Linked DNA regions of Homo sapiens: region 2 is linked to region 1. Evidence: chromatin loops called from intact Hi-C (ENCODE). Cell type or tissue: PC-9. All regions are shown on one strand. Links, peaks and the distances in the headings refer to the core of each region. The heading gives the core; the rest is flanking DNA.

What was found. Peaks named below come from ENCODE experiments on the same cell type or tissue, not always from the same donor. Only the 100,000 strongest peaks of a DNase experiment are listed, where the experiment ranks them.
Region 2: it touches region 1 in a loop (3-fold over the local background); 3 of 110 quality-filtered maps call a loop at or near these places.

Annotation. Positions count from the first base shown.
Region 1 is chr7:140,624,999-140,630,368 of GRCh38, reverse strand. All of the region lies in intron 1 of DENND2A (DENN domain containing 2A), which reads left to right. Among named protein-coding and RNA genes, the nearest start is that of DENND2A, 13 kb to the left of the region's middle. RefSeq lists enhancers at 1,855-2,444, 2,445-3,036, 3,627-4,218, 4,809-5,370. In PC-9, for the core only: a CTCF peak has its summit at 2,088; DNase peaks (open chromatin) are centred at 1,908, 2,218 and 3,908; H3K27ac peaks cover 4,378 bases.
Region 2 is chr7:140,522,657-140,528,026 of GRCh38, reverse strand. It overlaps DENND2A (DENN domain containing 2A), which reads left to right. Exons shown (of 20, transcript NM_015689.5): 15 at 532-709; 16 at 2,235-2,276; 17 at 4,603-4,720. Among named protein-coding and RNA genes, the nearest start is that of MKRN1, 46 kb to the right of the region's middle. RefSeq lists an enhancer at 126-740. In PC-9, for the core only: no CTCF peak of the experiment used is centred there; a DNase peak (open chromatin) is centred at 2,106.

The DNA.
Region 1 (5,370 bases), core at 157-5,156:
ACTCCCTGTCTAGTTGGAAGGTCCAGGTAAAGAAACATACAAAGAGCCTGGGCAACATGGTGAAACCCTGTCTTTGAGAAAAATACAAAAATTAGCCAGCCATGGTGGTACATGCCTGTGGTCCCAGCCACTCAGGAGGCTGAGGTGGGAGGATCACTTGAGCACAAGAGGTCGAGGCTGCAGTGAGCCGCGATGGTGCCACTGCACTCCAGCCAGGGTGACAGAGTGAGACCCTGTCTTAAAAAAAAAAAAGACCTGGCGCAGTGGCTCATTTGAGGTCAGGAGTTCGAGACCAGCCTGGCCAACATGGTGAAACCCCGTCTCCACTAAAAATACAAAAATTAGCCGGGCATGGTGGCAGGCACCTGTTGTAATCCCAGCTACTCGGGAGGCTGAGGCAGCAGAATTGCTTGAACCCAGGAGGTGGAGGTTGTGGTGAGCTGAGATTGCGCCACTGAACTCCAGCCTGGGCGACAGAATGAGACTCCATCTCAAAAAAAAAAAAAAAAAGAGAGAGAAAGAAACATAAAAGACACCATGTAGAGAGTGAAGTAACAAGAGCACCATAAGAGCAACCCGTGCCTCACTTGTTCACTACCTTCTCCCTCTTCACTGTCTCCCTCAGTTCATCATGCTCAGTTTCATCGCTCCCTCCCAAACTGGACCTCTGAGTTGTTCTTTATAAAGACCGTTAGCTCATTACCTCTCACTGCCTCTTGAATGTACCACTCTCACCTTAATGTGTCCAAAAGAGAACATATTATCATTACATTCTGTGGCCTCCTTATTTCCCTGGGTTAGCAAACCTTCACTCCTCTTTCTCATTTCAGAACATCCCAACATCTAGCCTGCTGCCGGGTCCGTCTTCTCCCTGGCTCCCACGTGAGTCCTGGTGCTCCTGTCCTAGCAGGCGGTCTTCATGCTGGGCAGGCTTTGCCTTGTTCTTTACTCCATGCACTGGCCTCCTCAGGAGCACTTTCCCTTCCCCAACTCTTGGAATCCAATGGAGTCTTTCTTGGCCACCAGGCGCTACCTCTTTGAAGCAGTCCCTGGCTCCCCTTTCGTTGTCCTCCTCCAAATTTCTCCAGTTTATATTTGTTTCATAACATTTGCCACCGTGTTCGAATGTATTCCTCCACCCAGTCTCTAATGGCGCTCCTGCACACCTCTGCGGTTAATTTTGAATACTGCCTTTCACCCTAGACACCATTCTGTTTTGGTTGTCCTAATTGTCTTTGAAAAAATAGATCTTCATGGATTCCTCTTGAGTTTTCTGTGAGTTTAAGGGCGTGTCAGGCATTCCCTGAACCAACCTTGTCTTTCCGTTTTGAACAATTGCAATCTTTTATTGCCATTTGGTTGATAGGGTTTATATCTTTTATCTCTAGCTTGAGGGCAGGGACCATTTTTTATACTTGTGTATTCCCAATAGCACCTCAAAGAGAACTGTCTCCAGCTTGCTGATTAATCATATTGATTAGTTTTAAACTGATCAATGCTGGCTCAGATTAACTAAATGAAATTATAGGCCAGGTGCAGTGGCTCATGCCTGTAATCCCAGCACTTTGGGAGGCCGAGGCAGGCGGATCATTTGAGGTCAGGAGTTCGAGACCAGCCTGACCAACATGGTGAAACCCCGTCTCTACTAAAAATACAAAAAAATTGGCCGGGCGTGGTGGCGCATGCCTGTAGTTCCAGCTACTAGGGAGGCTGAGGCAGGAGAATGCCTTGAACCTGGGAGGCAGAGGTTACCGTGAGCTGAGATCGCGCCACTGCACTCCAGCCTGGGTGACAGAGCAAGACTCCACCTCAAAAAAAAAAAAAAAAAAAAAGAAAGAAATTTTAGGCCAAAGGGGATTTCCCGTATCTTGAAAGTTAGCTAAATAAAAATGAGCACATTTCCAGGCATTGCACAACTTCTGAGTACAAAACACCAGGCACAGATAGGAAACAAACAGAAGTAGGGTCTCAGGTCAGGCAGAGCAAGCTGCGCTGGTCTGAGGGCGACCTCCGCCTTACTTTCACAGTTGGCACCATAGCCAGTGCAACTGAGGACTAACAGGTCACTGTGCACCCTGACTTCTGCTGCAAAGGGAAGGGGATCAGGTCACCTTCTAATTCCAAAACCAGCTTTTACAGATTATAACAGCACTTGTATGTTGGAGAGTAGTTTAGAGCTTACCCACACTTGCAAACAAATGAGGCTGTGTAAGCAGCCCTGCAGGTGAGTTGAGGACATGGTACTGTTATTACTAATTCATTAAGAATTAATGTATGCTGGCCAGGCACAGTGGCTTACACCTGTAATCCCAGCACTTTGGGAGGCCGAAGCTGTCAGATCACTTGAGGTCAAGTTCGAGACAAGCCTGGCCAACATGGTGAAACCCCATCTCTACTAAAAATACAAAAATTAGTTGGGCATGGTGGTACACGCCTGTAGTTCCAGCTACTCAGGAGGCCAAGGCAGGAAAATTGCTTGAACCACTCCAGCCTGGAGGACAAGAGTGAAACTCTGTCTTAAAAAAAAAAAAGAATTAATGTATGCTGGGCATGGTGGCTTACAGCTGTAATCCCAGCAGTTTGGGATGCTGAGGTGGGAAGATTGCATGAGCCCAGGAGTTAGAGACCAGCCCGCACAACAAATCAAAACCCTGTTTCTATGTCTCTACAAAAAAAAAAATTAGCCAGTTGTTGCAGTGCACGCCTTTGGTCCCAGCTAATTGGGAGGCTGAGGCAGGAGGACTGCTTGAGCTTGGGAGTTTGAGGCTGCAGTGAACTGTGATTGCACCACTGCAATCATCCTGGGTGACAGAGTAAGATCTCATCTCAAAAAAAAATAAATAAATAAAATTAAAAATAAAAATAGGCCGGGTGCAGTGACTCATACCTGTAATCCCAGCACTTAGGGAGGCCAAGGCAGGCAGGCAGGAGTTCGAGACCAGCCTGGCCAACATGGTGAAACCCCGTCTCTACCAAAAATACAAAAAAAATTAGCCAGGCATGGTGGTGTGCGCCTGTAGTCCCAGCTACTCGGGAGACTGAGGCACAAGAATTGCTTGAACTCTGGAGGTGGAGGTTGCAGTGAGCCAAGATTGTGCCACTGCACTCCAACCTGGGTGACAGAGCAAGAGTCCATCTCAAAAAACTAAACTAAACTAAAAATAAATAAATAAATATTTACAATAATATGTTAGAGCATTATTACTTATTAGTATTATTTGGCAGGGTTAAGTTCACCTTAGAATAATGGAAGACATTTGCTGAGCGCTTTTTCTGGGCTATGCACTGTGCTGAATGTTTTACAGGTGCAATTTCATCTAATCCTTACCAGTCTCTTAAAGTAAGTGCTACCATTATCACCATTTTACAGAGGCGAGAACTAAGGCTTAGAAATGTATCTTGATCGAGGTCCCGCAGCTCTCCAAGTTCACTGGAATTTAAACCTGGGTCTGTCTGATTCCAAACCCTTTGCTTTTAATCCTTATGATAAACCCTCTCTCAAGCTTTTTCTCAGAACCCGGGAGCAGCTGCAGGAGTAGCCTCAGCTCCATTCTCTTGTGCTGGCCCCAAGCAAGGGGATGGAAGATGACGTCTCCCTCTAAGATTGCTGCCTTTTGTCCAAATGTGCTGGCTGGGAGCCAGGCCTGGAAACTCTCTGCTCATGGAAAGAACAGAAGCCAGCAAAAGAGGGTGGGAAGAGTCTGAGGGGAGGAAAGGAAGAGGAGGACAGGAAGGCAAGAGGGAGAAAGGAGGTGGGAAAGAGGATTCTGCGGGTAGCACAGCTGGAGAGGGAGATGTGCCAGGAAGCAAGCAAACGAACGTGACCTACGGGTGCATTCCATTCAAGTGGGCTGTTCAGTGGTGCAGCGTGAGCCTCCAGCCCTGGGAGGCACAGGCCCCGAGGCTGTCCAGGTGCTCAGAGACCAGGACAGATCACACCGGGTGGTCCTTCCTCCCATTCTCAGGATTACTATCCAGTGAGGTCAGATCAAAACCAACAGCAGGAAAGCCTTCAGAGGGAAAAGAAGCCACAAAATGGCAGCCTGAGGGCTGCCTCTGGAAGTGGAGGATCTGGCCAGGCAGGGCCTCGGTGTCACAGCATGCATGGTGTGCAGGGGACGGAGAAGGGGAAGGGAGGAGACTGGGTGCTTGAATAAAATAAAATCATAACTATTTCCCAAGTTCCTAATCTGGATTGAGGAGTGGAAGGCCCGTACGGTGCCGTCAAGGTGGACCTGTAGGCGTTAGGCACCTGGACCCTGGAGTCAGACACCCTGACGCATTCAGCACCCACGCAGCCTTGGGAAAAGTTAATCCCTCCAGGCCTTAATGTCCACATCTGAGAAGGGGAGGCAATAGTAAGCTTACTGTGAACATTAAACTAAATGACCTGTGTAAAATCTTGCTTAGGGAATAGTAAGTGCTCAATTTGTATCAGCTGTTCATTCATCATTGCAGCTTAATTTGAGGTGTCAAAACATAAATATGTGAAACCTTCAATAAAAAATGTATAAATAACATTTGAAGCCAACCATACAAGACGTAACACAAGGTTATATACATTTTGTTAGAACATCAACTTTTTCTTCTTTTCTTATAAAAGAAGAAAAAGCATTCAGCAGGAGCCCATGGCTAATGTTTTTTGTTTTCGTTTTTTTGTTTGTTTTTGTTTTTTGTTTTTGTTTTTGAGGCGGAGTCTCGCTCTGTCTGGCAGGCTGGAGTGCAATGGCATGATCTCGGCTCACTGCAAACGCTGCCTCCTGCATTCAAGCAATTCTCCTGCCTCAGCATCCACAGAAGCTGAGTTTACAGGCACACGCCACCAGGTCCAGCTAATTTTTTTGTATTTTTAATAGAGACAGGGTTTCACCATGTTGGCCAGGCTAGTCTCAAACTCCTGACCTCAAGTGATCTGCCTGTCTCAGCCTCCCAAAGTGCCGGGATTACAGGCATGAGCCACAGCACCCAGACTGTTCTTTTTTTTTCTTTCTTGAAACGGAGTATCGTTCTGTCGCCCAGGCTGGAATGCAGTGGCGCGATCTCGGCTCACTGCAGCCTCTGTGTCCCGGGCTCAAGTGACTCTCCTGCCTCAGCCTCCTGAGTAGCTTGGATTACAGGCATGCACCACCACGCCCAGCTAATTTTTGTGTTTTTAGTAGAGACAGGGTTTCACCATGTTAGCCAGGCTGGTCTCCAACTCCTGACCTCAGATGATCCGCTTGCCTCGGCCTCCCAAAGTACTGGGATTACAGGCATGAGCCACCGTGCCTGGCCTCATGGCTAATGTTATCTGGTAGCTATAAGGCAAATGTGTTTTGTTTTTTGTTGTTTTTTAAAAAATCTCCAGGCTGGGCGTGGTGGTGCACGCCT
Region 2 (5,370 bases), core at 57-5,056, 100 kb after region 1:
GCTACTAAAAATGCAAAAATTAGCCAGGTGTGGTGGCGCGTGCCTGCAGTCCCAGCTACTCAGGAGGCCGAGGTGGGAGAATTGCTTGAACCTGAACCTGGGAGGCAGAGGTTGCAGTAAGCCCAAATCACGCCACTGCACCCCAGCCTGGGCAACAGAGTGAGACTCCGTCTCAAAAAAATTAAAAATATAAATAAATAAATAAATAATAAATAAAAACCTTACAAGAGTATAGATCACAAAAAAAGGTCAGGGCGGGAGAGTGCAGGGCGTGCAGCTCACATGTGGAAACGCACTTGTAAAAATTATCCAGGACGTTAAACTCATCCCTGTAGCTGTGCCTGCAAGCCTCTCGCATAGGCTCTAAGTGCCTGGTGTGGCCTGTGCTGAGACCATCATGTGCTCCACCGGATCCACATCCACGTGTGTCCTTTCCTAGTCATCCTGTCTCTGGGAGGAGCCTTCTCCCCTGGAGGCTTCCTCGGGCCCTCGCTGAGTCGGCCTCTCTCCCTGTTCTCTCCCCGGCTGCAGCATCCTGTCCAAGTGCTGCCACGCGATGGTGGCGCTGATCTACCCCTTCGCCTGGCAGCACACCTACATCCCGGTGCTGCCACCCGCCATGGTCGACATCGTGTGCTCGCCGACGCCCTTCCTCATCGGGCTGCTCTCCAGCTCGCTGCCACTGCTCAGGGAGCTGCCGCTGGAAGAGGTGAGCTCCCACTCAGCCCTGTCCCCCTCCCTGCAGGGTGCGGAGAACAGAGCGGGGCGCTGGCTCTGCAGGCATCATGGAGCGGTTCTCAGAGCCAGCAGTGTTGGGGAGCAGGGCGTGGGGGCACCAGGGCTTTGTCTGGCATGGGTCCTGCCCAGAGGCTGACTCAGTCAGACCCTCAGTGACTGCAAACACTGTTTTCCCTTCCAAATGAAATGCCTGGTATGAGCACCTCTTGAGAAGGTCAGCAATGAACAATTTAGCCAGATGTCAAAACTCTTAAGTCATTAATAGCCCTCTCCTCTCCCCTGCCCTCTCGCCCACTCCCCCACATTGAGGAGCTAGCAAGATCTGGTCCGTTGTCATATCCGTTACAAATGTTTTTAATCCCCAAGTTCTGGGTGTCCAGTTTAGCATCGAAGCGGGGAAAGTCCTGCTTGGCACTTCTGGAGTTACTTAGCCCCAGCCCCTTCCTCTAAATGGTTTTGACCCGGAGGACTGGGGACTTCCAGCAGTCAGAGAAGGAAGCTTAAATAATGTTGCTCAGCCCTGAAGCTCCAGGAGGAACGCCTGTCCCTCTGTCCTGCATTTGTGTCTGGGTCCCTAGAAGCTGCTCCTCTAATTGCCCAGATAGTCCTAACGCCCCATTAAACATCACCCACCGGCCTTAGGGCTTTCAGTGCAGGCTTGAGGGCAGCCAGGAGTTCGTCTGGGTGCCCTGTGCTCCTGCAGGTGGCTCAGTTCAACCCCGGAGGGTGTGAGTGGGAAGGAAGGAGAGGTGGCCCTCCGCTCCTGGGCAGGTCTCTGGGATATGGGAGAACTCACATGTTTCCAGCTGTTGTTATGGTGACCATCCAGGCCCCTGGCTCCTCCTCCGTCACGGCCAGTGGCCTTGGCTGGGGTCTGAGTGAGGGTCGCGCTCTCAGGAGCAGCAGCACTTGTGGGACCTTTGCGCCTCAGGCACCTCACTTGCCCCACCCTGGTCCTGTCCCAGGTCTCATTCTCACTCTGAGGATGAGGGAGGAAGTGCTTTATCCTGAAAGCCTTCAGCAGTGAAAGCCCAAAGCCTAACCGAGTCTGCAGGTGGGTTTCTCTCCTCCTCTCCCCTGGAGGGAAATGATACGGTTAAGTGGGCAGCTGGGGGAAGGACAAGGCAGGGGCCCTAGGGTGGGAGCCAGGGAGGCCTGCAGCGTCTTTTGCCTACCTCAGTAGCCCACACCCTAAAAGGCAGCGTGAGAAGCTCTGCCTCAGCCAGTGTGAAAGCCAGGCGGTGAGTCCAGCCACAGCACACATGCATCCCAGCCTGCGGTGTCGGTGTTGAAAGCATGCAGCTCAGGAAGGACCCTCCCCAGCCCTGCTCTTCATTACCTGTGGCTACCGTGGCAATGTCAGGAAACCACAAATGGCTCACCTCCAGCCCCGCCCCAGCTGCCTCTCTGCATGCCAAGAAGGAAGAAGGCTATGAGTCCATCCCTATCCCAGAAGCCCTGGTGACAGTAACAGTCCCTTTCGTCTCATCTCATAGGTCCTTGTGGTTGACCTCGTCAACAGCCGGTTCCTCAGACAGGTGAGTGAGGCCAGCGACGGCCTCCTGCTCCCTTTGTCTTTACCTATTTGTTGTTTGGGGCTCAGCTCTCCAGCCTTGGAAAGGCTCTTTGGGATTGCAGAGCAGGGTGGCAGAGCTGTGTGACCCCAGGACGGGGCTGGGCTGAGGACAAGCCAGAAGGCAAGGGGCAAAAAGGAAGGGTTTGGGCAAAGGATTGCTTTCTACGTGTTCTGACACAAAATGGTTTTCTAACAATTAGAAAAAGATTCTTTGTAATCTTATAACTATAGGCACCTAGATTTTTCATTTTTAAAAATAGCTGGGTGCAGTGGCTTACACCTGTAATCCCAGCACTTTGGGAGGCTGAGACAGGTGGATCACCTGAGGTCAGGAGTTCGAGACCAGCCTGACTAATATGGTGAAACCCCATCTCTATTAAAAATACAAAAATTAGCCAGGCATGGTGGCAGGCACCTGTAATCCCAGCTACTTGGGAGGCTTAGACAGGAGAATTGCTTGAACCCAGGAGGTGGAGGTTGCAGTGAGTGGAGATTGCGCCACTGCACTCCAGCCTGGGTGACAGAGTGAGATCCCATCTCCAAAAAAAAAAAAAAAAAAGACAGGGTCTCACTATGTTGCCCAGGCCGGTCTCAAACTCCTGGCCTCAAGTGATCTTCCCACCTCAGTCTCCTCAGTAGCTGGAGGCATGCACCACCATGCCCAGCTTCAATATGCATTTACGCCTGTAGTCCCAGCTACTTGGGAGGCTGAGGCAGGAGAATAGTGTGAACCCAGGAGGTGGAGCTTGCAATGAGCCGAGATCACGCCACTGCACTCCAACCTGGGCGACAGAGCGAGACTCCGTTTCAAAAAAAAAAAAAAAAAAGAATATTTGCCCTGGCCGGGGCACACTTACAATCCCAGCACCTCCAGAGGCTGAGGCAGGAGGATCACTTGAGCCCAGGAGTTAAAGACCAGCCTGGGACAACATGGTGAGACCCTTGTGTCTATAAAAAAATTAAAAAATTACCCAGGCCTGCTGGTATGCACCTGTAGTCCCAGCAGCTACGCAGGAGGCTGAGGCAGGAGGATCACTTAAGCCTGGGAGGTCAAGGCTGCAGTGAGCTGAGATCGTGCCACTGTACTCCAGCCCGAGAGACAGTGTGAAACCCTTTCCTGAAGAAAAAAAAAAGAGAGAAGAGACAGGAAAAAAAATATGTATATACGTGTGTGCGTGTGTGCGCGCACGCACGTGCACTTTAAAAGGACTGAAAGGAAAACCCACTAAAACATTAACGCTTGTTGTCTTGGGGAGGGAAACTGAAAGGAGACAGATTATGAGTGATTTTAAATTGTTTTAGTACATTCATATATTTTTATAATGATCATCAGTTACTTTCACTAGCAGAGAAGGTAACACACATGTATTTTCTTTTTATCATTTGCTAGAGAGGCCTAACTTCTATCAGATTTTGCAAGAAGTAATTATAGTAATTACAGAAAATTTCTCTGGGCATTCTGATGGATTACTTCCAAGTGTTGCCACATTGCTGAAAAGTTCAGTAGCATTAATGCTGTTTTTTATCATTACTTTCACTTCCTCAAGGCCCACAGGGTAGGCCCTTCCCAAGACCCTCCTGCTCTGAGGCCCTGATCCCAAAGCCAGCCTTAGATCACACAGGCCATCTGCCCTGGCCAGAATCCCCTGGTTACCAGAATCCACTAGCTACCCTACAGGATGGAGCAGTGGAAATCATCTATTGAGTATCCTCTCAGTGCCAAGCCCTTTCACAGGGTAATTGTAGTCCATTGTAGCTTCACAACAAGGTACAGATTGATTGGTAGTCCATTTTACAAGTGGGGAAAACGAGGCTCCCGTTGCTTGTAAAAAGTAGGCTCGGCCAGGTGCAGTGGCTCACGCCTGTAATCCCAGCACTTTGGGAGACCAAGGTGGGCGGATCACCTGAGGTCAGGAGTTCGAGACCAGCCTGGCTAACATGGTGAAACTAAACTACTAAAAATACAAAACATTAGCCAGGAGCGGTGGCACGCGCCTGTAGTTCCAGCTACTTGGGAGGCTGAGGCAGAATTGCTTGAATCCGGGAGGCAGAGGTTGCAGTGAGCCAAGATCATGGCATTGCACTCCAGACTATGCGACAAGAGTGAAACTCTGTCTCAAAAAAAAAAGTAGGCTCAAGATTGAAACCTCAGACCTCTGGCTTTCAGTTGTATTCCTTCCATGAAACTGGAGACTGAGCCAGGCCTGCCCTGCAGTGGCTCCAGTGTGTCCTATGGCCAAGACGCAGCCACCGTGCCCATAAGCCCACCTGCTACCTCTGCTTTCCAGATGGACGATGAGGACTCCATCCTGCCCCGGAAGCTTCAGGTGGCCCTGGAACACATTCTGGAACAGAGGAACGAGCTGGCTTGTGAGCAGGACGAAGGGCCCCTAGACGGCAGGCACGGTAAGTGTTCAGCCACCTCCCAGTGGGTCTCTCCCTTCCACTCTGAGGGTCAGGGAACAAATGGGCAGTGGCCAAGGGCCAAGTAGGAATATGGGCAAGGGAGACATAAGGAGAGAAACCAGGGCCTCATTCTGTTTATCTGGATTTCATTCCCACAGTGAATTGTGGGAAAGATTTTCCCACCTCCCCCATTTTGGCCTTAAAGTACCTGTTTAAAAGGGGGGCGTGGAAATTATCTGGGCATGGTGGCACATGCCTGTGGTCCCAGCTACCCGGGAGGCTGAGGCAGGAGGATCCCTTGAGCCCTGGAGGTTGAGGCTGCAGTGAGCCACACCACTGCACTCCAGCCTGGGCAACAGAGTGAGATCCCATCTCAAAAAATCAAAAATTAAAAACTGTGGCCAGGCACAGCAGCTCACACCTGTAATCCCAGCACTTTGGGAGGCCGAGGCAGGTGGATCACCTGAAGTCAAGAGTTCGAAACCAGCCTGGCCAATATGGTGAAAACACGTCTCTACTGAAAATACAAAAATTAGCTGGCCATAGTGGCAAGCGCCTGTAATCCCAGCTACTCGGGAGTCTGAGGCAGGAGAATCGCTTGATCTAGGAGGCAGAGGTTGCAGTGGACCGAGATCACACCACTGCACTCC